4 separate regions of the Mus musculus genome follow, and regions 1, 2 and 4 are each linked to region 3. Evidence: chromatin loops called from intact Hi-C (ENCODE). Cell type or tissue: heart. All regions are shown on one strand. Links, peaks and the distances in the headings refer to the core of each region. The heading gives the core; the rest is flanking DNA. Region 1 overlaps Fam81a (family with sequence similarity 81, member A). Region 2 overlaps Aqp9 (aquaporin 9). Region 3 overlaps Cgnl1 (cingulin-like 1). Region 4 has its middle 15 kb from the start of Gm32769.

Evidence for each region. Hi-C counts contacts between places; a loop is a spot of excess contacts. Peaks named below come from ENCODE experiments on the same cell type or tissue, not always from the same donor. Only the 100,000 strongest peaks of a DNase experiment are listed, where the experiment ranks them.
Region 1: a loop joins it to region 3, with 11 times the contacts of the local background. A loop is called at or near these places in 2 of 42 quality-filtered maps.
Region 2: a loop joins it to region 3, with 8 times the contacts of the local background. A loop is called at or near these places in 3 of 42 quality-filtered maps.
Region 4: a loop joins it to region 3, with 7 times the contacts of the local background. A loop is called at or near these places in 19 of 42 quality-filtered maps.

Annotation. Positions count from the first base shown.
Region 1 is chr9:70,134,936-70,140,846 of GRCm38, forward strand. The region is part of intron 1 of Fam81a (family with sequence similarity 81, member A); the gene reads right to left. Among named protein-coding and RNA genes, the nearest start is that of Fam81a, 3.7 kb to the right of the region's middle. In heart, for the core only: no CTCF peak of the experiment used is centred there; no DNase peak of the experiment used is centred there.
Region 2 is chr9:71,125,976-71,131,886 of GRCm38, forward strand. It overlaps Aqp9 (aquaporin 9), which reads right to left. Exons shown (of 6, transcript NM_022026.3): 4 at 4,446-4,564. Among named protein-coding and RNA genes, the nearest start is that of Gm32714, 22 kb to the right of the region's middle. In heart, for the core only: CTCF peaks have their summits at 443 and 3,077 (motif pointing right); no DNase peak of the experiment used is centred there; H3K27me3 peaks cover 1,665 bases.
Region 3 is chr9:71,622,357-71,628,267 of GRCm38, forward strand. It overlaps Cgnl1 (cingulin-like 1), which reads right to left. Exons shown (of 19, transcript NM_026599.5): 19 at 4,151-5,911. Among named protein-coding and RNA genes, the nearest start is that of Myzap, 33 kb to the left of the region's middle. In heart, for the core only: CTCF peaks have their summits at 1,714 (motif pointing left) and 2,586 (motif pointing left); no DNase peak of the experiment used is centred there; H3K27ac peaks cover 1,547 bases.
Region 4 is chr9:71,355,781-71,361,691 of GRCm38, forward strand. No RefSeq gene overlaps it. Among named protein-coding and RNA genes, the nearest start is that of Gm32769, 15 kb to the right of the region's middle. In heart, for the core only: a CTCF peak has its summit at 3,373 (motif pointing right); no DNase peak of the experiment used is centred there.

The DNA of each region.
Region 1 (5,911 bases), core at 546-5,545, 1.5 Mb before region 3:
TGGATGCACGTGGGGGCAGGAGACAGTGTCCCCACTCAGCGTGACAACAAGCCCAATCAAAGGTCAGCCTGCAGCACATCCAGACTGGACCCTTCTTAAGTGTCAAGGTCATAAAAGACAAAACAACTGGGGAACTGGTCCAGATTAAAGAAGCCAAAAGAGACATGTCGCTGAGCCTGAGAGGTAGGAGAATCAAAAGTTCTGTTTCAAACTTGGCTTCACAGTGGACACTGTCAGAGGAAGGGAGGGAGGAATGGGGGATGGGCAGGGGGTAGCTAAAGCCATCAGTCCTAAACAGAGGAGCCTGGCATGGTAGCTCATTCTGGTGACCCCAGGATGTAAGAGGCTAGGTCAGGAAGACTGCTCTGGGTTTTGAAAGCAGCCTGGGATGAGACCTTATCCAAAAGGGGGAGGGGCAGGTAAAGGCAGTTGCTGCCAAGCCTGATGGCTCCAGTTTGATCCTTGGACCCTGCATGGTGGACACAGGTGACCTGCAATCAACAAGAGGGAACCTGTGCCTGGTACAGGAACCCAGCTCACTCTCCAGGGCTAGTGATGGCACGGATCTTAGAGGACAACCTACAACTTCCACTTTACTAAACCAGCACAACTCCTAACTTCATTCTAAATATGTCTCCTTATATCCCCAGATACATGTGGTTCCCCACCCCTCATCAAGGAAACTTCTCTTTGGAACAGATGAAGACCATTACAAAAAAACCACAAGCGATCAAGAAGCAGCCTTGTGCAGCCCAGTCCCAACGGACACATCTACAACCTAAGCTCGGGGAACACGGTGGAAGAGGGGTCAGGAAGATTAGAAAAGACAGAATTTGCCATGAGATGGTGGTGTCTCCTAGGAATGTCAGAAGCTGCACCCAGAACACCTCACTGACTGCACATGCATGAGCTGAACAAGGAAGGGCAGTAACAGACATGTCAAAGTGGGTGGGAAACCCACGAGGTCTCAAGTCTACAGAAAGAACGGCAGGTGACTAAGGAGCACTGAGAGCGGGAGAGACTGCTTTCCTCAGGAGAAGCACGTCAGCTGGCTGTCCGATACCAAGGGTCGGCTCTGAAAAGACACATACCTACAAGTAACACTATATAGACAGAAGGGGGTGTATTCAGGAATATGAATGTGTATACACATGTACATGTGCATGTACACACACACACACACACACACACTACTAAACAAATTTTTTTTAAACACTAGATTGAATCCTGACCCCCTAAATCAGACCCTTTTAAAAACAGTTTCCTAGCCAGGCAGTGGTGGCACATGCCTTTAATCCCAGCACTTGGGAAGCAGAGGCAGACAAATTTCTGAGTTCAAGGCCAGTCTGGTCTACAAAGTGAGTTCCAGGACAGCCAGGGCTACACAGAGAAACCGGGACTCGAAAAAAAATAAAAAAATAAAAACAGCTTCCTCTTCTTCTGTATAAAGTTCTATTAGGACACCTGACTAAATCTGTAGAGTAGAGTACACCACTGATTCAAACTTAATTTCCTAATTTTGACAACTGCAGTATTTTTTTAAGTCCCTTTAAAAGAAGGAAATATATGCTTAAGTATTGGGGACAGTACAGGTACACTGCCTCCCTGTTGCTCTGACATGGTACAGGAGCGTGTGTCTATACACACATATCCACAAATAGATGCAAAGAGAGAGTGGGAGAAAGTGCCAGAAAGATAAAACAAGTGTGGATGAAAGTTAATATTTATAGAATGCGGCTGAAAGAGAGATCAGAACTTTTCAGCTTATTGTTGAAGCATTTCCGTATATTTGAATCAGTTTAAGATTTAAAAAAAATTAAAAGGGGAAGGAGATTGTTAGAAAAGCAGAGTGATAAAACAACCATGTCAGGGTCCTGAGCCAGGCAGAAGTGGGAGCACACACTGGGCCTGCAGGCCAGGCAGAGGTGAGAGCACACACTGGGCTTGCAGGCCAGGCAGAGGTGGAAGAGCACCCTGCCAGCCAGAGCTCCTGTCTCAGCTTTGCCTTGAGTTATCCTGCGTTCCCTCTACATCAACCTCTCCATCCACAAAGCAAGAACAAGAAGTATTGGCCTCACAGAGATGGAGAGAACATGGGCTCCACTGGGGCACAGGAAGGTAGGCTCTTACTTTACCCCGAAGCTTGGATGGAAAAAAAGAGAAGGCCGGGGGGGGGGGGGAGAAGACAGGGGGAAAAATAACAACTTCAGAACCCTCACAGCTAGGGGCCAGCAAGAAAGGCACCAAGCTGGGCATGATGACAGACAGACAGAGGCACAGAAGGGCAGCAGGGCATTGATCAAGGAGAAGGGCACAGGGAAGGCTCAGTTCTGCAGCCAAGACCCCTCCAGGGGAACTGTGAGGAAGCAGGTTCCACAGAGAGATAAAGGAAGCGTTCAGTCAAAGGAGAAAACTTACTGAGCTCAACAGAACAGCTGATCCCACTTTAACGCTGCCGGCTCTGCCCTCCCCACGAAATAGTCAATGGCTCCCTGTGGCTATTTCAATTGAGTTTAAGTTCATTTAAAATCCACATAAATTGGAAACTCAGTTCAAGCCAGGTGTGGTAGCACATGCCTATAATCTCAAGCCTTTAAGAAGCTGAGGCAGGAGGATTATGAGTTCAAGCACAGCTCAACAATAAGAAAATAAAAATAAAACTTCAGGTCCTTGGTCACATTAGTCCCAGTCCGTGAGCTCCGTAACCACACAGTAGCAAGTACCATGACTCCCTTCACTAGAGAAGGTTCTAGTGAGCAGAATGGAAACTCTAGCACCATTTCTTACAGAAAAGATGACTTGACTGTATGGCAGAATGAGGGTGGGGCAGAGGAAAGAGGCAGCAAAGAAAGTCAAAAGGACAATGACAAACTGACAAATGAATGTGTTCCCAATCCGGGGCACGCAGGACTAGAGTAAGGGAAGGAGACTGTAGAATGGGTTTAGACTAGACTTAGGACAGACACAGAGACATCCCCGAATTCCAGACCAACACAATAAGGTCATGGAGAGATAGAGAAGGAATACTTGGAGACTCGCAGGAGGGCACAGCTGGATTTACAGAGGTGGAGGCCCAGCATCTTATCCATCAAAGGCCATTTTCTAAAAGGGAACCTGGCGTTTAAGGGATAGAAAGCCATGGCACAGAGCAAAGTGGATGCGAGTTAGTGACGAGTACAATTCTTCTACATGAAAGCCAGCCTTCATGAAATTAGAGCCAGCATCAATTTAGAACAAAACCAGTCCAAAGGTCTTTGTGACTTTCTCCTGGATAACTTGGCAGGCGAGGAGAAGAAAACACGATGAGAGTGATTTTGAGACTAGAGCCTGGAATATAAGAAGTCCAAGTCTGCACACAGTGGCTCACACCTTTGAGCTAAGCATTCTAGAGGCAGAAGCCATCAGATCTCTGGATATGAGGATACCCTGGTCTACATAGTAAGGCTCTGACTCCCCACCTCCCCGTCCCCCACACCCACCCCCCGAAAATCAACATGTCAAAACCTGTCAAGACAAAACATTGTGTTTTTCAGAGGTCACATGTGCTGATGGGAGATGTGGAGATGTAGAGCCCTGAAGATGGGCTGAGGCATTACAATGACGCGGGTGAAAGAGCTGGAGTCTTCCGTGATGGTTAAAGCCAGGCACAGTAGGTGGAAAGATTCAGTGATGTGGGAAGGTTCTTAAAGGTCAATTTTAGAGGTTGAAAGAAAATGCAGGCAGAGCCATAAGGGTCAAGGCAGAGCCATGGGGAGGGGTCAAAGGCGGAGCCACAGAGGTCAAAGCGGAGGCACTGCCAGTCCATTGAGTGGGAGAGCGGCAGCCTAAACCCAAAATCCCTAGCAAAGCTGGCAGAGCAGAGAATGAAGCCAGCTGCTCCTGAGTTCGTTGTTTATGACTTTTTCTGAGCCTCAAGTGAAGTAGTTTCCCTGCCTGAGTGAGCAACAGTCACCAGACAGGCTATTTTCTCCCCCTCCTCCCTCCTCTGTTTTTTTTCTAGACAAACAAACAAATAAACAAAAAAGAAATTAAAAAAAAAAAGTTGTGTGTGTGTCCCAGCACACACTGCCACTTAGAAGAGTCATTCTGTTCTTATACTGTGCTCAGATTCTGAACCTCTGGCTTGGGTTGTCCATCTTGGTGACAGGTGCCTTTCTCTGCTGAGCCATTTTGCTAACCTAAGCCTTGTTTTTTTGTTTGTTTGTTTGCTTGTTTTATAGAAAGGGTTTTGTTTGTTTGCTTGTTTTTGGATTTTTAAGGTCCTACAACACCCTAATGATTCCATCTTGATATTTGAGAGACTAAATAAACCCTGTCTTTTTCAAAATGTGCAGAGCAATTCTGAAGGGCCACCAGGTCTGGCAAGTACCAAACCAGGAACACAGGAATGAGGGTCTTGAGAAGACAGTATCACATTCTAAGAGTTAATACGTTGGAGGTGGCACTAAAGAATATGGGCAAGGTCATCCTGGTTCTCAGAAGAGGTGTTGTGAAGGAGGCTGTGCTCACACCCTGGCAGAGGGGAGAAGGGGGGTGGGGAGAGACAGGCTCGGAGACAGGAAATGAAAATACAGGAGTGGGCTGCAGGATACATGAGAGGAGACACGGTGGGTTAGCAGCCAGCACGGGTAGGAGAATGAGTCCTTTGCCAACGAAGGATCTAAGGTCCAGGACTTGTGGGTCTTTAAAGGGGTTGTAGGCTCACAGGCAGAATTCTTGAGCAATGAGGACTTTTGTATCTGTATGCTAATGCGATTTCTAATATGTAAACCATTAAAGATTTCTAAGCCCTCAGGTAGCTGAGCTGGCAAAAGCTTACTAACTGGAAACTTGGCTTCCCAGCTCACAGTTTTACAGAGAGAGTCAGATTTCCATGGATATCAAGAGTGTCCTTGGAACACAACGTCAGAGGCATCTCAACAGTCCAGTGATGGGAGTCATGGGGACCTGTTGTGGCCCCTTGGAGGAAAGGGAAGTTTATGGATGAAAAATGGCCTCTGTGTCATTTTTAGTTCCAGCCAGTGCTAAAATTAGAAAAAATACCACAGCCTGTAAGTCACCTCTACACACACACACACACACACACACACACACACACACACAAGCCAAGGTAGATACAATGTGCATTTCTTAATAAAGAACGTATTTACTCTCAGAAAGCTAATTCGTTAATTTTTTAATTACATTTATTCGTTTAGCTCCTGTGCCTTGTGTGGGTGTGGAGGTCAGAGAACAAGTTGTGGGGGTTGGATGATTCTCTCCTTTCACAATGTGGGTTCCAGAGATCAAACCCAGGTCCTCAAGTTTAATGGCAAAGACCTTTACCCCACCCCCACCCCCCACCGAGCCATCTTGCTAGCCCCCTAACCCCAAATCTCCAAAGAACAATGCAAATGTCTGGCCCTAGTTCTAAGTGATTCCCTCTGTAGATCCAAACCAGTTCAACATTATTTCTGTGAAATAACCTCTTAACAGCATACACAGACTTTAAGCTGAGTGCACGCATGCGCATGTCACACACACACACACACACACACACACACACACACACACACACACACAGCTTCTGCACATTGAAGAAATGACTCACTTAATTTGCCACTGCCTGCCACTACTGGGTTTTGATTTTACCTGTTCAGACACAAAGTTTCCTATCAGATCAACTACAGGAAAGAAGTATTTGGCAGCTTGGACCCTGATTGGGTTCAGGACTTAAGTGCACCGAAGGGATTTTAATCTATGCATTTTAAGGAGCCTTTCCGGACCCCAGACTGTTCCCTCCATAAAATGGTAACATTTCTTGCTACTTTGGGAGCCAGCTCATTGGAAACCCCTTGCGGAATAAATATGGTTAAGTCTTGCATCCCCAGAGGGTCCCTTCCTCAGCTCACAGTACCAGCAAAACAGCCTT
Region 2 (5,911 bases), core at 427-5,426, 500 kb before region 3:
CTGCTTGATTTTGATCTTTGTTAGAAGATACATTTGGCTGGATGGAACGGCAAGCCATCGTCAAGAAACCCTGCAAGTTTATCCATCCCCAAAGTCTACTCCAAGGTACTTCCGTTGCCTTGTTCATCTAGCTGGTACACCGGCTAGTTGTTTCAGGGTTTTGTGGGTGAGGTTTGCTCAACAGTTCCCGCAGCCATAGGCGTCCTGGTGGGGCTGCAGTAAAAGACCCAGTGCTTTGAAGCTAGAAAGATTAATTTTCTCCATCTCATTCTCTGTAGTTGCTGATATCAGAGATCTGAGGACCCCAAACCCGGACCACAGTGTGTCTTCAGTAATGTACTCTCTCTGTCATCTCTCCTCGCACCTATTTGCATGATGCTGTTGCAAAGGCCCCTCCCTCCTCAACTCCCTTCTCTTCACAGGGCTACAGCTCCTCCTAGTGTCAAACTTCTGTTTCCAGGTTAGCTCATCTGGGCTCAGAGATGGAAGGATTCTGAGAGGTAATCTGTTCCAAGCTGCCCATCCTCCAGGGTTTCTCATCCCCATAGCTCCTATAGCCTACCTCCTAGAGACTACCAGCCTGTCCTCCAGCAACTGCTTCCAGTGGCTGCTATCCTCAGGAGACAAGGTCTTTACTTAGTGTGAGCCAAATTTCGTAAAGTCTTTTTATGAGATGTGACTTGGCAGAATTACGACTTTGCTCACCTGTAGACTTGGCCGTGCATTGATACATCTTCATTCTTTGGAGCTCACTGATGGAAAGCCTGCCTTTCAAGGCCTGTGCTCAACCCCTCGTATTGCAGACAAAATTCTGGAGCTCCCTTTTATGTGTGTGATGCGCCTAGGCCATGGGCTCTGTTAAGACGAAGGCGAATATCTCATTCCCGGCAGCAAACTCATTGAAGTTTTATGATGAACGCAAACTTTGCATTTTCAGTGAGGAGGACATGGCCTCAAAAGTTGCTGCTGATGCTCTGAGTGGGGAGGGGAAGGGATGTGTGCTCTGAAGCAGTGGTAGGGATAATAAGATTTCCCCACCAGGTAAAGGTGTCTTGACCTGTAGCAGAGGGTACCTACTGTTGAGTTACGGGCATTCTTGTTACAGACCAAGGAGAACTGGAGAGGAAGCACGAGTCTGTTCAGGGTGCATTGTGGGTACCAGATGGAGTGTCGTCAAGATGTTTATTGTGAAAAAATGAAAAAAAAAGGAGATAAGAATGTCCCTGGACTGACAGATACTACTGTACCTTGACTGCTAGATCCTGAAAGAGCTAGAAGAATCTGAAAGCTTTTCAATTTCTCTTAGGAAGATGGTGCCCACCAATATGTTGTCAGAAAGCCCTTAAACAAAGAAGGGAAGAAGCCTGGGACCAAAGCACCCAAGATTCAGCATCCTATTACTCTGTGTGCATCCTGCAGCACACACATGGATGTAAAAGCTAAAGAGGAGGATGCAGTGTGCCAAAGGTTTGACCGAGAGAGTGGAGACATCCATAGAGCACCAGGAATGGATTGCCAAGAGATGCAGGCTGGCCTCACTGAGAACTTCTACTGATATTCTCTCTCTCTCTCTCTCTCTCTCCCTCTCTCTCTCTCTCTCTCTCTCTTTCTCTCTCTCCTTATTAGATATTTTCTCTATTTACATTTCAAATGTTATCTCCTTTCCAAGTTTCCCCTTTGAAAATCCCCTATCCCCTCCCACCGACTCCTGCTTCCTGGCCCTGGCATTCTCCTACACTGGGTCATAGAACCTTCAGAGGACCAAGAGCCTCTCCTCCCATTGATGACCGACTAGAACATCCTCTGCTACATATGCAGCTGGAGCCATGAGTCCCACCATGTGTTTTCTTTGGTTGGTGGTTTAATCCCAGGGAGCTCTGGGGGTACTGGTTAGTTCATATTGTTGTTCCTCCTATGGGGCTGCAAACCCCTTCAGCTCCTAGGGTACTTTCTCTAGCTCCTTCATTGGGGACCTTGTGCTCTGTCTAATGGATGACTGTGAGCATTCACTTCTGTATTAGTCAGGCACTTGGCAGAGCCTTTCAGGAGACGGCTCTATCAGGCTCCTGTCAGCAAGCTCTTGTTGGCATCTGCAATAGTGTCTGGGTTTGGTGGTTGTTTATGGGATGGATCCCCAGGTGGGGCAGTCTCTGGATGGTCCTTCCTTCAGTCTCTGCTCTGAACTTTGTCTCTGTAACTCCTTCCATGGTTATTTTGTTCCCCTTTCTAAGAAGGGTTGAAGTATCCACACTTTGGTCTTCCTAGAGCTTCTATTTCTGAGTTGGAGCCCAGTCAAACGTATGTCTTCAAGAGTAACAAGCATTTGCCGGTCCATCAAGTCTCTCTGCAGGGCATGGGGGAGGGGGTGGCTGTGCTCATCACACTGGTTCTGCTTTTCCACTTGATAGCTCATGAGCTCCTTGAAGGATTGATTCCCTCATTCTCTCCCCAACTACACTATCCCCAAACCAGAGGCCCAGGGTCTCTGGCTTCCCTCACTGCATGTGTAATATAGACAACTTTGGCTTCCCTTCACAGAAAGAAGCGTGCCCCAAGATGTGTAACACTTGGAAAGGGAATCTCAGACTCAGTCACTTCATTGCCTACCACCCATATACTATCGCACATAGTGACAACATTCTTTCTTCAGGCAACTTTGTCGCTCTGTCTTTCCCACTAACACTCTTTCTACAGTCCCAGGACATGTGGGCTCCCTGCATGTCACTAGTGTGATGCTATAGCCTTGTTTTACTCTTAGTTGTTTACATTGTTCTTTTTTTTTAATTCCTTAGGAGGGGGCTGGAATTACAGGCATGCACGGATACACCTTGTCTGGCTGTCACTTTGTTCTATAGACGACACTCTGTTCAGCTACATTCTACATTTCTTCACAGACACTGCTCACAACACATATTTCTCATATTGTTATTTTTAACTCTTACAATAAACCTGGCAAAGGCTGATATTTATCCATGTGGTATTTATCCAAGTGAAATGGGCAAATATATATTTATTTTGTGTGCACAGGTGCCTACATGGATGTACCACATGAATGTAGTACCTGTGGAGTCCAGAAGAGGGCATCAGATCATCTGAAACTGGAGATGGCTCAGATGGTTATGAGCCACCATGCAAGTGTTCTGTGGAGAGCGGCCAGTGCTTTTATCCATTGAGCCATCTCTCCAGCCCCGAAGTCAGAAACTTCTTTTTTTTTTTAAGTTCAGCAACATGCTGAAACCACTCAAAGAGTCAGAGACGGGATGTTACTTCAGTTCAAGGACTCGGGCTCTGGGTCTTGGGACTTGCAGCCTACGTGCAGTAGTAACAAATTCTTCAAGCTCCTGACATGGGGCTGATTATCCAGGGAAAGATCAGTAAATGTTTGTGTCCTGATTTATATTGTAATCAAAGTGGAAAAGAAAATGGTGAGTGGGGCTGGAGAGATGGCTCAGTGATTAAGAGCACTGACTGTTCTTCTGAAGGGTCCTAAGTTCAAATCCCAGCAACCACATGCGGCTCACAACCACCAGTAATGAGATCTGTCGCCCTCTTCTGGTGTGTCTGAAGACAGCTACAGTGTACTTATAATAAATAAATCTTTAATCCAGAGTGAGTGGGCTGGCCTGAGTGAGCAACCTTCATTCCCAGCAACCACATGATGACTTACAACCGTCAGTAACAGCTACAGTGCACTCACATTAACAAACAAACAAACAAACAAATAATAAAAAGAAAAGAAGAGAAAGGAAAAGAAAAGAAAATGGTGATGTGTGTGTGTGTGTGTGTGTGTGTGTGTGTGCGCGCGCGCGCGCATGTATGTGTGTGTGTTTTCACAAACCAACCAATACAGCAAGGTCTCTCAGTGTAGTGTAGCCCTGATTGCCCTGGAACTTTCTATATAGACCAGGCTGACCTGAAACTTGTGGTGATATTCCTGCCTCTGCCCCTCCAAAGGCTGGGATTATGAGTGTGCAGCCACCACACCACGCTTCTTCAAAGTTCAATCTAGTCAAGACACTTAGACCCCTTGAGAGTCAGGAGAAGTTAGGGCTTATGGAGAGACAGGGCAGATTCTTGACGCCCCTGCCCCTCTCCCGCCCCCCGTCCCCCGCCCCCTGCCCTCTGCCCCCTGCCCCCCGCTCCAGGCTCACGGCCATATTTCTAGTCCAGGCAGCCAGTCTTTGTCTGGACCTTAGCTGGTATGAAGCAGCTATGTGCGTTAAACAGGAAGCTGAGGCCCCTTTTAGTGGCATCAGCATCTTCAAGGGCAAACCACTGCCAAGAAAGCTCAGTTCACAGAGACACCTCTGACTGGGGGATGCAATCCTTCCCTTCTGACCGGCATTCAGGGCTCCAGTACACACCCTATTCCCGTCCACGCCCGATTCCCCATCCCCACTTTCTATCATGTCTTTCCACCAAAATCAGGTCCTTCCTTCACTTACTTGGTCTACAAAGGCACCTGGCACGGATACAAATGGTTTTGGGTATGTCGCGAAAATGAACGCCGTTCCATTTTCTCCCGTGATGAGCAGCTTTCCATCAGCAAAGGCCATGAGTCCGTCTATAGAAGACAGAGCTCGGGGACATTAGTGTTTTCTGGAAAGGGCTGAAGGATGATGTCCGAGTCAGCTTTAACTGCCAACATGGCATCACCTAGGTAGGGTAAACCTGAGAGGGGAATCTCAACTGGGAGACCACCAGATCAAACTGGCCTGTGGACATATCTGTGAGGGAATTGTCTTGCTTATTAATTGATGGGGGAGGGTCCATACCACTGGAGAGTGGTACCATTCTTCCAGGTGTTCATTCTAGACTGTATAAGAAAAATTTCTATAGATGAGCCTGTGAGCAAGCCAGCAAGCACTGTCCCTCCATATTTTCTGTTTCAAGTTCTTGCTTTGAGCTCCTGCTTTGACTTTGAATAGGGTGAGGGGCTGTGCACTCTCCTCTATCACAGCAGCAGAAATCAAAGGGGAACAGAGACCCATGCTTGGTCTTGAGCAAATCAATAGAAGCCAAGCAATCTTTATGGTGAGATAGCCTCAGAGAGCCCCCCAGGACGACCCCAGGATGATGAAGTAGAAGCAGAAAGCCCATGGTTGGCCCGGTGCTTTCATCTCAACTTGTATGGAATTCTTATAGGCTCCTGGAAACCAATCTTCTTTGGGTGGGTGCGTGTGGGGAATTCTCGGAGTTTTTAGATGGATCTAAAACCAAAGTGTGACTTTATCCTGTGCTAAGTGGAAGTCACAGCTTCTAGGGTCCTCTTCGTTGCTCCTAAAAGTTTACATCAGAATTTGACAGTGCACCCGGATAACAAAGATACTATGGATGGTCTGTAGAGCCCCCCAGAAGCAGGGAACCAGCAGCCACTGATCCAGGTGGCACCCACCTAGGCTTCTCTTTGTTGAGCTGCTGGCTCTCTGAGTTTCTGGTCCAACATCGAGTCTCCCTTAGACATATAATTCTCAGAGAGACACTGGAAAGAAGCCCCTTTGTCCAACCTGTTTCCCTAGGGTTTGGATTATCGATGTCTTCGGTTGGCCACTCAGAATGTTCCGAGGCTCATCTTGGGTTGTGTGCAAAGAACTATTTTAATAGTTGGTGCTGGGGAATACTGAGGTCCCTGAGCCTTGCGCACTTTGGGAGTCCCTCATTTTCCAGAGAAGGAGACTGAGACCTACGTGGTCTGGTGCCTTATTTACTTACTTACTTATTGTTTATTCCGAGACCAGGTTTCCAATCACTCAGGCTGGCCTGGAATTTGCTTTCTAGCTGAGAATGACCTTGATTGCCTGGTCGTCCATCCTTCCTCAACCACTTAGGTGCTAGGATTACGGGCATGTGCCATGTTGCTTCATTCCAAAGTGATGTATTTAAGTCACAAAGCTAGTATCTGTCTTGGTCA
Region 3 (5,911 bases), core at 317-5,316:
TTCAAGAAGTGAATGATGTTTAGCCAGCTATCCATGTATAAGTCAGGAGTTATGGGGTGTACTCTATTCTTGTATCAAAGAAGGCTTCAAGTTTCTCCTGCTCTCCAAGCCCATTTCTAGGAAGCAAGCCTGACCTAGACAAGCCACACAGGACACAATCAGTAAGAAGGGCTGGTGGCATGCAGGTGACAGGAAGGGGATCTGCAGAGAGGAGGAGGGCAGGCTGTCTGCCTTACACTCAAAGGTCTTAGGCTCCAGATACAGACTTCCATTGAGAGGCCAGGGGCTAGAGGTCTCAGCAAACCACCCAGCCTCTGTGCCTAGGAAAATCAGCAGCACCTACTAGGGAAGAGCAACGCCAAGAACAGAGGCCCTGCTGGTGCAAGGCCTGCCTGGTGCAAGGCCTACCCGGTGCAAGGCCCTGCTAGGCTGGCAAGAACAATGGACCAGTATGATTTCACTGTGTGCTTGCTGATGACCTTGGGCAAATCTCTCTGTACTTGTTCCCAGGCACTTGAAAGGGAATTTAGGCTTTGTCTAACTGCAATCTTTGCAGTTAAGAGAGGAGTTTATAAATAAAGAATTATCCCCCAGGTCATGTGGCTCACGGGTAGAGCACTTGCCTACCATGTCAGCCTACCATACATGAGATCTTGGCTTCGATCAAATGTCATAGAATGACTGGACATGGTGTCACATATCTATAATCCTAGCACCTGGGAGCTGGAGGCAGGAGGATCAGGAGTTCAAGGCCATCCTCGGCTGCATGAGACCCTGACTGGGAAAAAAAAAATTTTTTTTTTACATTATTCTCACTACCTCAAAATACTATCAGGCAAAGTTGATCAGACTGTGCAGTTCTGAGGTGGTGCCTCCTGCTTTGTGAATCATGGGAGAGGGTCACCTGTCACCTCCCCAGATTGTGCACACAATGCTTACTTCCTAGTCCACAGCATGCTACACTGAGGCCACACTGAGGTCAGAATCCTGTCCACGGGTGGAGTCTCACTTCCCCTGGGAAAGGCTGGGCTCAGAGGCAACGTCTCCCAAGATGAGCTGCCACAGCCACACCAAAGTCCTCATGTGTTCTCTATGCCCTGCAGCATTCAGCTAGCCTGGACACAGGTCGATCCTTGTGAGTCCATCCAGAGAGCCAGGCTGCCACCCTCCCCTCTCCCAGGACTACTCCCCCAGCTTAGCAGAGACTCTGCAGCCCACTCCCTGCAGGGAAAGGTTTCACTGTGAGCTCACTTGACTCTGTGATCTGTGAGGACTGTCTGTGTGCTGGCTTCAATTTGCAAGTGCAGTTGTGAATTTCAGGCTGTCACAATCTGCTCACTGTCTGATGACAGTTACTCTGGTGACAACACTGTTAGGTTTTTCACCACAAAGCATTCTTTGAGGCAGAGGGAGTGAGTAAATTCTGCAAGAACCACCCATCCTTGGGGACTTGCTGATGTTGCCTAAATGCCATCAGTGAGACAATATAGGGCCCAGTGACCGCCCAGAGTGGCCCTGCTACCTGGTTCAGACTCAGAGAAGTCAGGATTAGGGCTTCAGCAGGGAATATCCCAGTGGGACAGAGTTCTGAAGATCACAGCTGCCAACTTCTTGGATCACCAGTTAGAAGAAGCTAAAGGAAAGGGTGGTGGGGAGTGTGTGTGTACAGAAGTTCACTGTGATCTCTGTCGACCCCTAGTGGCTCTACTAAGTGGAAGCAGGCAGGCAGCAGAAGTGAGAACCTACAGGTACAGGGGTGGAATGCAGGTGGATTGGAAGGCAGTGGGAGCCCAGCTCAGGAATGACATGAATGGCCTGGGTCTTCTTGGGCGTGTGACTTTGGTGGGATGAGCAGAGAGTGTATTCCAGAGCCTGACCCGGATTTAGTCCTAAGTGTCCATATCCTGCCCTGTGCCTCTGGCAAGGTTATGTGTGCCTCTGTCTAGGTCACCACACTCGCCCACCAGGACACACTCCAAGGTGGTTGTGAGTCTGCACACCATGTGTGGAGCATGGCAAGTAAGCCAGGGATACACTGGTCCCTGCACAGCACACAGACTAGAGAATGGAGGGCTGAAGCAGAAGGAGAAACAGACAACCAACATGACATCACCACAACAAACAGCTTTATGTCTAACTCCTAGCTCCACCACTCTTGTTGTTGTTGTTATTGTTGTTGTTTTTGTTTGTTGTTCTCTGTGTTGCCCTGGCTGTCCTGGAACTCACTCTGTAGACCAGGTTTGCCTTGATCAGCCTGTCTCTGCCTCCAGAGTGTTGGGATTATTTTTTTAAAAAGATTTATTTACTTATTATATGTAAGTGCACTGTAGCTGTCTTCAGACACCCCAGAAGAGGGCATCTGATTTCATTACAGATGGTCATGAGCCACCATGTGGTTGTTGGGATTTGAACTCAGGACCTCTGGAAGAGCAGCCAGTGCTCTTAACCAGCCCCCAGAGTGCTCTCCGGCTCCCAGAGTGCTGGGATTAAAGGTATAAACCCACGCCACCCTGCTCTTCACAAATTTTCATTTCATTATAAGCTGCCAGGGTCCCCAGACTGCTTAACGCTGTCGCCTGCCCCCTGCTGGCGGGTTCTATAGGTGCACTAGCTGCTTCCTCCAAGGGCACCCAGAAGCAAAATGTACAACGTGCCAAGGTTCCTGCCTTGTCTGTACCGTTCTCCTGAAAGGGCTGTGTTTATTCAGGAAAACCCTGGGCATTCTGGCAGGTTTGTTGACCCTCTATGGTGAGACCTAGCTGACAAGAGTCTGCCTGTGGGACCCTTGTACCCTCCTTGCATACAGTAGCTGGTGTGCCGAATGACTTTCAGAACATATTCATCTTTATAAACCCAGAACACACATTTGTGTCCCGCCTCTCCTCTCATTACTGTTGCTTTATGGAGACTTAGGCCAAGTCTTGGGTCAACAAACAGAAAAGTTAGTGTTTAACAGGTCCGAGAACAAGGGCCAGGTGTGTTGACTCTTCTGGAAGGCCAGACATTTCTGGATTGGGAACTCTTAAGCCCCTAAAAAGAACTTGCTTTTAGCTGGGTTTTTGTTTTGTTTTAATTAGAAGGGCAAATTCTAATGAGTTGTGTAAGAGTCAGGATTATGAGTATTATCCATGAGGTCAAGGGTGGAATGTCAAGAATGTGATGGGAAGGCAAGTCCTGGGGAGGACTTGGGTTTGGGGTTTTGTTGTTTTGGCTTTTTTTTTTCCTCCCTTCACTCTGGGCTTCCTGAGCCTGTTCCTCCCGACAGCTCAGGACCAGGAGCCACACAGAATATTACTCCCAGCCAGGGGATCCTGAGAAGAGACCTACATCAGTCTGGTAGTTTGCTGGGGGGGCGGGGGGGGGGGCGGCATGCTTACATACATGGAGGGGACAGGAAATGGGACCAGATGTGACTTAACGCAAGCAGTGGTAGAAAATTCAGGAAGGACTCTGAGGGATCTGGAGAGCCATGGCTACCAACATATGGGCTCCCCAAGTCCCAGGGAGCACACCCAAGATTGCTGCACCCAAGAGAAATGCCCAGATTCCACATGCACTCAGGTCAAACCAGTCATCTTTGGAAGCTGGGGTGTGGAGATCAGCTCCCTGAAGTGGAGAACAGAGGGGACACGGTGGTCTAGGGAGAAGTGGCCCCAGCTCCATGGGAAATGGCGACTGTAGGGAGCCTGTTAGGAGAGCGACAGAGCACACAACTGTGCTTGCAGAGGAGGCAGCCAACCTTAGGAAACAGGGATCTGATTCTCAGTTGTCAAGCTGGAGTAACTTCCCTTTGTGATTTTGGAATGAACCAGCTGGGACTCAGCACATCAAGGCCATGGCTAACATTTCATCAGCATTCACTGCTCACCACCCCATAGTCTCTCAGAGTGGCCCTGGGCAACCCCTGTAGCTCCCAGCATATACATTGGCGCTTTCTTTTTGCTTGGACCTCACTAATTCCACATAACTGGCGGGCCACCAAGCTCCCCAAATCCCCGTCTCCACCTCCCCAGGAATTACAGGAGTGCGCCACTACACTTGCCTCTTGGGTGTGGGTTCTGGGGATTGAATGGGTCCTCATGCTTGCACAGTAACACAGCATCCAAACTGGACAGAAATCAAAAGATAGAAAATAATACAAGAGCCAGGATTCCTGTCAAGTGACAGTTTATTGAAAGGAAACCTTGCTTTATCCATGAAGTCATTCCCATGGAGGTAGCTGTGATAAAAAATGTCTCTTCCCCATGACAACGCATAGTAACCAATCCCTACTAAAAGACCCACCAGAATATTCCAACTGTCATGGTGGAATGACACTCCAGAGCAGGAAAAACAAATTTATAAAAGCCATACAGTGATTGTCTTCTCAACATTGCACTTGGCAACATGTATGTTTTTACAGGAGATATTTTTAAGCTAGCTAAAGAAAACGCTCTTGAGCAGGATTAGTTCTTAAAGGAATAAACAGAAAAACATGTATATATAAGAAGACCAAGGGATGCTCAACAGATTCGAGCTGAGAAGGACCTGGAGTCCTAATCGCCACCTTGTCCCAGGATGCACCTGTCAGGATCACAGGGAAGAGATGAGGCTGGGACTTACAAACCTCGTTCTAAACCTCATTCCAGTGTCGCGTCACTCACTGACTATACTGCACACACCGGCTCGCTGCCCACTCCATTACAGCACAGGAGACATGCCCTCATCTCGTTTAGCCTCCTCTGGTGTGTGTGTGTGTGGTGGGGTGAGGGACTCTACAAGTGTTTCCAGTGGTGGCCTCTGCTCTCCCTTCCACGAGCTATCTTCCTTCATATAGTTAGCCCCATGGCTACCAGAAGGAACTGACTGGAATAAGGGCTGGCTAATTTTTGTCAAACCACAAAACAAACACCCTTCCTCGGGGTCTTGATTTTTGTCACCTGAATCTCTGGGATGAGCAGGCTGAGACATTTCTAGGCTGAGTACAAATATCGAATGATGACATGAGAAGATTCTAGGAGCTAAAGAATTCCTGTGTGTTCTGGGGAACCAGCCAACCAATCGCAGGCCATCACATTCCCAAGAGGACAGAGGTTCTCCGAGGCTGAGTATAGAGAGGTTCAGGCTGCATCACACTCTCCTGGATGGTTACAGGAGGGCAGGGTTGGTTGGGTTTTTTTGAGACGGGGCCTCCTATATAACCCAGCTTGGCCAAGACCTGCATATGTATCCAAGGCTGACTTTGAACTCTGGATCCTCCTGTTGCCACTTCCTGTGTTGGGATCACAGGCATACCACACCACACCCGGTTTATAGAGTTGGGGGTTAAATACAGGGCTTCCTGCACGCTAGGCACGCATTGCCCCAGCTGAGCTACATTTCCGGCTCAACATTTTTACTTCTATTTACTGTGTTTCCAGTGCCCAAGTCTGTGCCTGACACATTTTGATGGATGATAGTACATGCTTGTTACATGGAAGAATGGCTGAAAGCAGAAGTCTCTCCATACCCAGTGAGGAGACAGGCGAGGGAGACAGTGGATCTCGGGATGTGTAATAGGGCTTGGTTCTCTGGCAGCAGATGCTCATCCTTCAGATCCCTTCTCTGAATCTAGCTGTGTGAACTCTGACCTGCTGTGGACAGGACCTTATGGTAACCTGGTCCCCAGGAGTCCCCATATCAGGAAGCCTGAGGACTCTGCTCCAGTGTCCTGTCACCTCTGCCTTACACATAGGCAACTCACAAGGCTCTTTCATAGGTGACTGTCACAGTCATGAGGAGACATGGGTAGGCCAGGAGATATGCAGGGATGCCCAGCATCCTCCCAAAACTACCTTGGCATCATGTGCTTGCCCTTGGACCTCACCCCTTCCTGACACCTGTTCCCAAAAACAGCCCTTCAGATGGCAAGCACTCCCAATCCCTTTTCCCA
Region 4 (5,911 bases), core at 379-5,378, 270 kb before region 3:
GTGCAACTCCAAGTTCTGCTCAATGTGGTAACGTTATAACGTTCCCCTCCCAGTTCAGACCCAATAAAGACTCAGAAGACAGGCAGGCAAAATACCATATGCTCACGCAGATGAGCTCATTAGAAGTTACTGCTTTAGATTCATGGACAAAGGGTTTGTTCACACTTCTCTGGGTTAGACAATTAACCACCTACCCACAGGCATCCTTCTTCACACAAAGATTCTGGCATACGTACTGAAAGACATGTGTTCTGCTGGCATGCAGGCAGACCCGATGACCAGAATTAAAAAGGGGATGATCTCACACTTGTGTTTTCTTCTAACCCACTCCTCAGATAACCCTTCCCTAACACATGCCAAGCCAGGAGTCACTCCCACCCAGTGACTCACACACCTAAACATGCACCAGCCTGAAAGGCACCATAGTTAAATCTCCTACCGACCCCTGATCTCTATCTAGTTCAGCAGGCCTGTGGTGGGCCCCAGGACTCTGAATTTTTACAAAGTTCCCAAGCAATTCTGATGCTTCTCTTGGACCCACTTTCTGAGAATGGATGCTATCACAGAAGTTTCCCTGGTTTGGAATTCTCTCCCAATCTCCCATCCACAAACAGATCAGGACTTGCCAACACGGCAGCATACCATGGCCAGGCCCCCTTACTTTGTTTGCTTAATATCGGATGAAACCAACCAGGACAAGATGTCTTGACTGGTCAGTCTTCTTGGGATATTTATCGGGACACATAATTCTCAGGGAAGAATATACACTGTGGAGTATTCTAGAATTTATCTGAGTATAGAATCTTTTCCATGTCCCTTCCTTTCCTTTCAATGGAAGCTAAACATACCAAAGGGTCTTATGTCCTTCCAGCCACCCTTTAGGAAACACTGGATTGGACCAGAACTTTTTTCAATTACATTTTAGACCCAAGAGTGCACTTCTGGTCACAGTGCTGAGCGTAGTGATCCCCCCATGTCCTCACTCATTCTTTCATGCAAACAGAACACATCTATCCCCAGCTTACTGTGTCTTAACTGTTGACATCAGCATTGTTGAGATAAGTGACTTACATACCACTGTTCTGTAGCAGAGAACAGGGAGAGCACACTTTGAAAGTCCAGTAGTGACAGAAGAAGGAAATTAGATATTTCCTGTGAGCTGGGTCTTAGAGCAGGAGAAACTTGGTCTATGACTCCCATGAGTGAGCAGCACACACAGAATGAATGGGGAAAAGAGCCATGGAAGGCTGAACTAGCAACCACGTTTCCTAGCATTGGTGTTGACGGATGGGGACAAGCCAGCTGAGAAGGGTGATCCAGGCTCATGGCTCCTTTTGCTGACAAGCCATATTGAAAAGGACATTAGTCTTCTGGGTGGCTTTTCTCACCCATTCTTGTGGGCTTTTGGATGGTTTAATCACAAAAGACAGCATCTCCATGACCTGGTTGGCAGACCTCAGATAGTTATGTCTAAAGGCTGTCTTCTGCTGTGTTCCCCAGGCATCCAAGACAGGCAGGCAGGCAGGCAGGCAGGCAGGCAGGCAGGCAGGGTTTTCCATTATGTTTCCTGTTGTATAGAATTGATGGGGAAGTGTGTTGCCTCCATCCCATGTGTCACTCTGGGGACTGTGCCCACGGATGAAGTGGACCATTACAGAGGACACACCCATCCCCTTCTCATCTTTGAACTCGGCCATGTGGTGTCCAGACAACACATGTCACACCTGCATGTGGGAGAAAAGCTTTGCTACGCCCGCCTAGACACAACCAGATGTTGACTTGAGAGCCTGCTCTTTGTCTCCTCACTGGCTAGCTGCGGACATGAGGAAACAACCTTGGCAAGAATCTTACAGAGCCTTCAAGTGCCCTTTACAGCCTCCACCTTGAGGAGTAAATGATATGTGTGTTTTCACGGGTTGCTCTATCGTTATTATTATTTCTTGTTCAATTCCCCAAATAGAATCGGAAACTGTATCTCGTGGCATATTTTATCCATTTTGATTTTCCAAATCTGATTTAGCAACCACATTTCATAGCATACCAAAGAGGGAAACAGTTCTAATGAGTTTCCAGAAAAATCACCAACTCTGAGTCCAAGCGATGCAGCCTCTGTGGAGTCCCTGTTAGCCCCCATGAGCAAAGAGGGGACTTTCATCCTTGCATTGTAACTTGAAATTGGCACCTCCCAGTCCTTTCAGAATGCTGAATCAGTGTTCTCAAATAGAGGAAGTCCCAGGAGAGGTTAGATTAAGTCTCACTTTAAACGAATGGTATGGCTTTATGACTTCCCACAGTCACCCCTGAAATGAGCTTGAGAGACAGAAGCTTTCAGAGATGTAAGTCTTGTTGGTTGCATAGCACTCCTGAAACCTTTGCTGGTCTCTCGGATGGTTGTGGAATGATGAACCTATCGATCAGCCTCTTTTGTAGCTTCAAACCTGGGTAAATGATGATGAGAGGCTGTATCTCCTTTTAGTTAGGAGTGATCAGTGGTGAGAGATCTCTGTTCAGCCAAAGGGGGAAAAAAGGTCTCTAAAAAGCCCAGGGATGGTACAGGGGGATGAGGTGGTTATAGGCTCTTCTGAGGCCCCTGGGGGTTTATGGTGGCTAGCTTCCCAGACTGGTGTATCTCAGGCCACACCTGGTGGTAAGAAGTTCATTGAGAGTCTGGAGTTTGTATTTATAAAGCTCCTCTGACCTGGTTTAACTGGGTGCTAACCTGATAAAGGGCGTCACAGATAGTCACACTTGTCTTTTTTCTTACTTTTATGAACTGCTAAAAATATTTCCAAGAGTCCAAATGTAGGTAGATGCTGGGTTTTTTTTCCTCGTACAATTATGGGTGGGGATTTTCTGGGTTTTTACTTGTTTGCCCCCCCCCAACTCCCCTGACACACACACATCGTAATGAAGTGTTTCACGTGTTTTAAAATCCTTTAACAGGAGGATGTCAGCAATGACCAAACAGACCCACTCTTCCACCAAACACACTCGACTCAAACTCCATCCCAGACAAGCCCCGTTAACTTGGCAACCCATTTAACCTTTTGGAGGCTGGCTTCTTGTTTGTGAAGTGTAAGCAATAAAACAGGGCTCTGTCTGCCTGCAGAGCTTGTTAGGCACACCCAAAGAGAAGATGCACAGGAATATATTTTGTAAAATGTTGTCTGTGCGATGGCAGGTAGCAAACGGCCCAGCCAAGTGTTGACCTGGAGGGGTCATTTATGCTACAGGGGAGTCGAATGCTAATTCAATCGGCTTATCTATTTTACCCCATAGGTTAATCTGCTTAATTAATTGCTGGTTACTCTGCTAACTCCTTCATACATTCAAGGTCTCCCCACATCCTGAATCATCAGGTACTCTTTTTGACCACTAGAGGGAGCACAGCCTTTTCAATTCCCTTTTCTCCTGAGTATTGATTGTGCTGGATGGAGCCTTGGGGGTTCTCATGCCAACAGTCACTAAAGGAGATACCAAAGTCCCAGAATAACAGATAAGCTGATGGTCCTCGGTCTGTTCTTGATTTGAAAATATTAAAAGAGAAAAAAGAAAAAGTAAGAATATGAATCTCTTCTTTTTTATGAATCTCTTCTTAATTGAAGTTAAATTAAAAGATATTCATGGATGCTATATAATTATAAATGTATATATAATGTATACACATAGTTCCTAATTCCATCCACCTAGAAGGCCGACAGTTAATAGCACCCAACACACTGGTATTGAAAAGCACAGCCAATATCCACAGCTTGGTTTTTAACATCATTATTGATTTTATTTATTTTTTCTAAAGCTAGAATTTCTTTGGAAAAGTAGTTGATCCCAGGATTTGGGTGGGAGAAAACACAAGATGCGCCCTGAGCACTGTGAACTAATTGTGAAGTATGTAAGTGCCTCAAACATGTTTTAAAAGAACATTGGATCTGACTCAAAGGACCTCCCAACAGCCAAAGATAGGATAATCTGAAGAGTAAAACACGCAGTAATATTAAAAATGAAATGAATAATTGTGAACCCAACTGGTGTAATAAAAGAGGGAAGAAAAACAGCTCTTCTTGCAACATGATTCCAGTAATGAAGTCGAAGGAAACAGGAAGCAGAAATCCCTGCTAGGCATGCAACAGCTTTAACTGTTCATTGCTGGAAGAGCCATCCGAGGCTCTACGATCAGTGGGACAAGAAGGGAATGGTTGCACAGGGTCCAGGTAAGCTCCTAACAGGATGCTTCTCTGGGGACCATGCAAGCATAAGGACCTGAGCTCCAGCTTAGGCACTGTGTGGAGAAACCTAGGCGTGTGAACCAAGCTTGTAATCCCAACACAATGTAGGAGAAGGCAGAGGCAGGCAGAGCCCAGGGAACTGCTGGTCAACCAGGCTCATCAACGTGGTGACCTCCAGGCCAGTAAGAGACCCTGCCCAACAAACAAAAACAAAATGGACAGCTTTTGAAGAAAGACATTCACAATTGGCTCTTGTCCTCCACATGCACACACATACCTACATATGGGTGGACCCACAGACTATAAGTGCACACTCACACACAACTACACCCCCATACACTGACATGCAAATACATATATGTACAAAAAAGATACTTGTTAATTGTATGTGAGAAAATAGTGCCTTTATGGTGGAAAAAATTTAGATACTGCCTTCATGATGTGAACAAAATTAACATCACCAGTTATAAGACATGTCCAGATATAATTCACTAAGAGCACATGAGTGTATGGCATTGCACCAAACAGATAAAGCCTTGACCTAAACTTGAGGACTCACAAAAGTAATTTAGTTTGATAGGCGTGGTAAAAAGAATAACAAGTATTGTTCAAAGCAACTTGAGAGGCTGAGGAATTGTCACACCTAGAAGGAGCTTCAAGGGTTGGGAGATCTGACTGGAGTGCAGAATTCTAGACTCTGAGAAGGAATGCTAGTGAGAAAATTGGTGATATTTACACAGGATCTGTAGGTTATTAGGTAGTTTAATATAAACCAGTAACTAGAAAGTCCCTTGGCTTAATCATTAAACTACACTTTCAAGATGTCGGTATTAGGGAAAGCTTGGTGAACACACAGGTGCAGCATGTGACTGGAGTCCCACCGAGGTCACCACTCACTCTAATAGGTAAGCCTACGACTGCTCAGCACTTCTGTTAATAAATAATCAAAACCGTAAAACAACAACATTTCTCCTTAAAGACTTACATAGACAACTGGAACCTTTGGGGGGGGGGTAGCTCTCCCCAAAGCCTGTATCATGCACGAAAAGTCACACCTACCCCAAATTAAAGATGGCTACAGATGAAACCTTATGAATTATGAAATATTTAATGGTCAATGAAAAAGAGGAGCTGGTGGTATTGACTGGTGTGGAAAAACAAACAAACAAAAACACTCTCCTTGTGGACAAAGAAACGGAATCACAGAAGCTAACAGAATTGGCTTACTGAAGTAGACTCAGAAGACAGAGGTTCCTGTCCAGGTGTGAGAAAGATGGTGATTTCTAAACCAAGAGTTCCTGGTTGCCAGTAATGTCAGCAACTGTCTAACCGGTGGGAAGGTGCTCCAGGTTTCTTGGACAGAAGAGTCAGAAGTCCTAGGGACCCAAGCTTCAGGTCACCCTGGAATGACCACTTCTACTTGGTATCAACAGTGAAGTCACTTGGATGGCGTCCATATTTGGCAAGAAGGAGGGGCTATGACAACAGCTCTGGGAGCTGGCACTAGAGAGGGAGAAAAAGTCTGAACCCACAGGCATCTGATTAACATTTCAAAGACTTCTTTCAGAGCAGTAACAGCCTTCAGACACACAGAATGGAAGTTCAAGCTTCTTGCAAATTAAGACTGGGTATCTAAAAAAGAAAGTCCCTGTCTGTCATTCCTGTGGCCTCACAGGACACACCCTTCT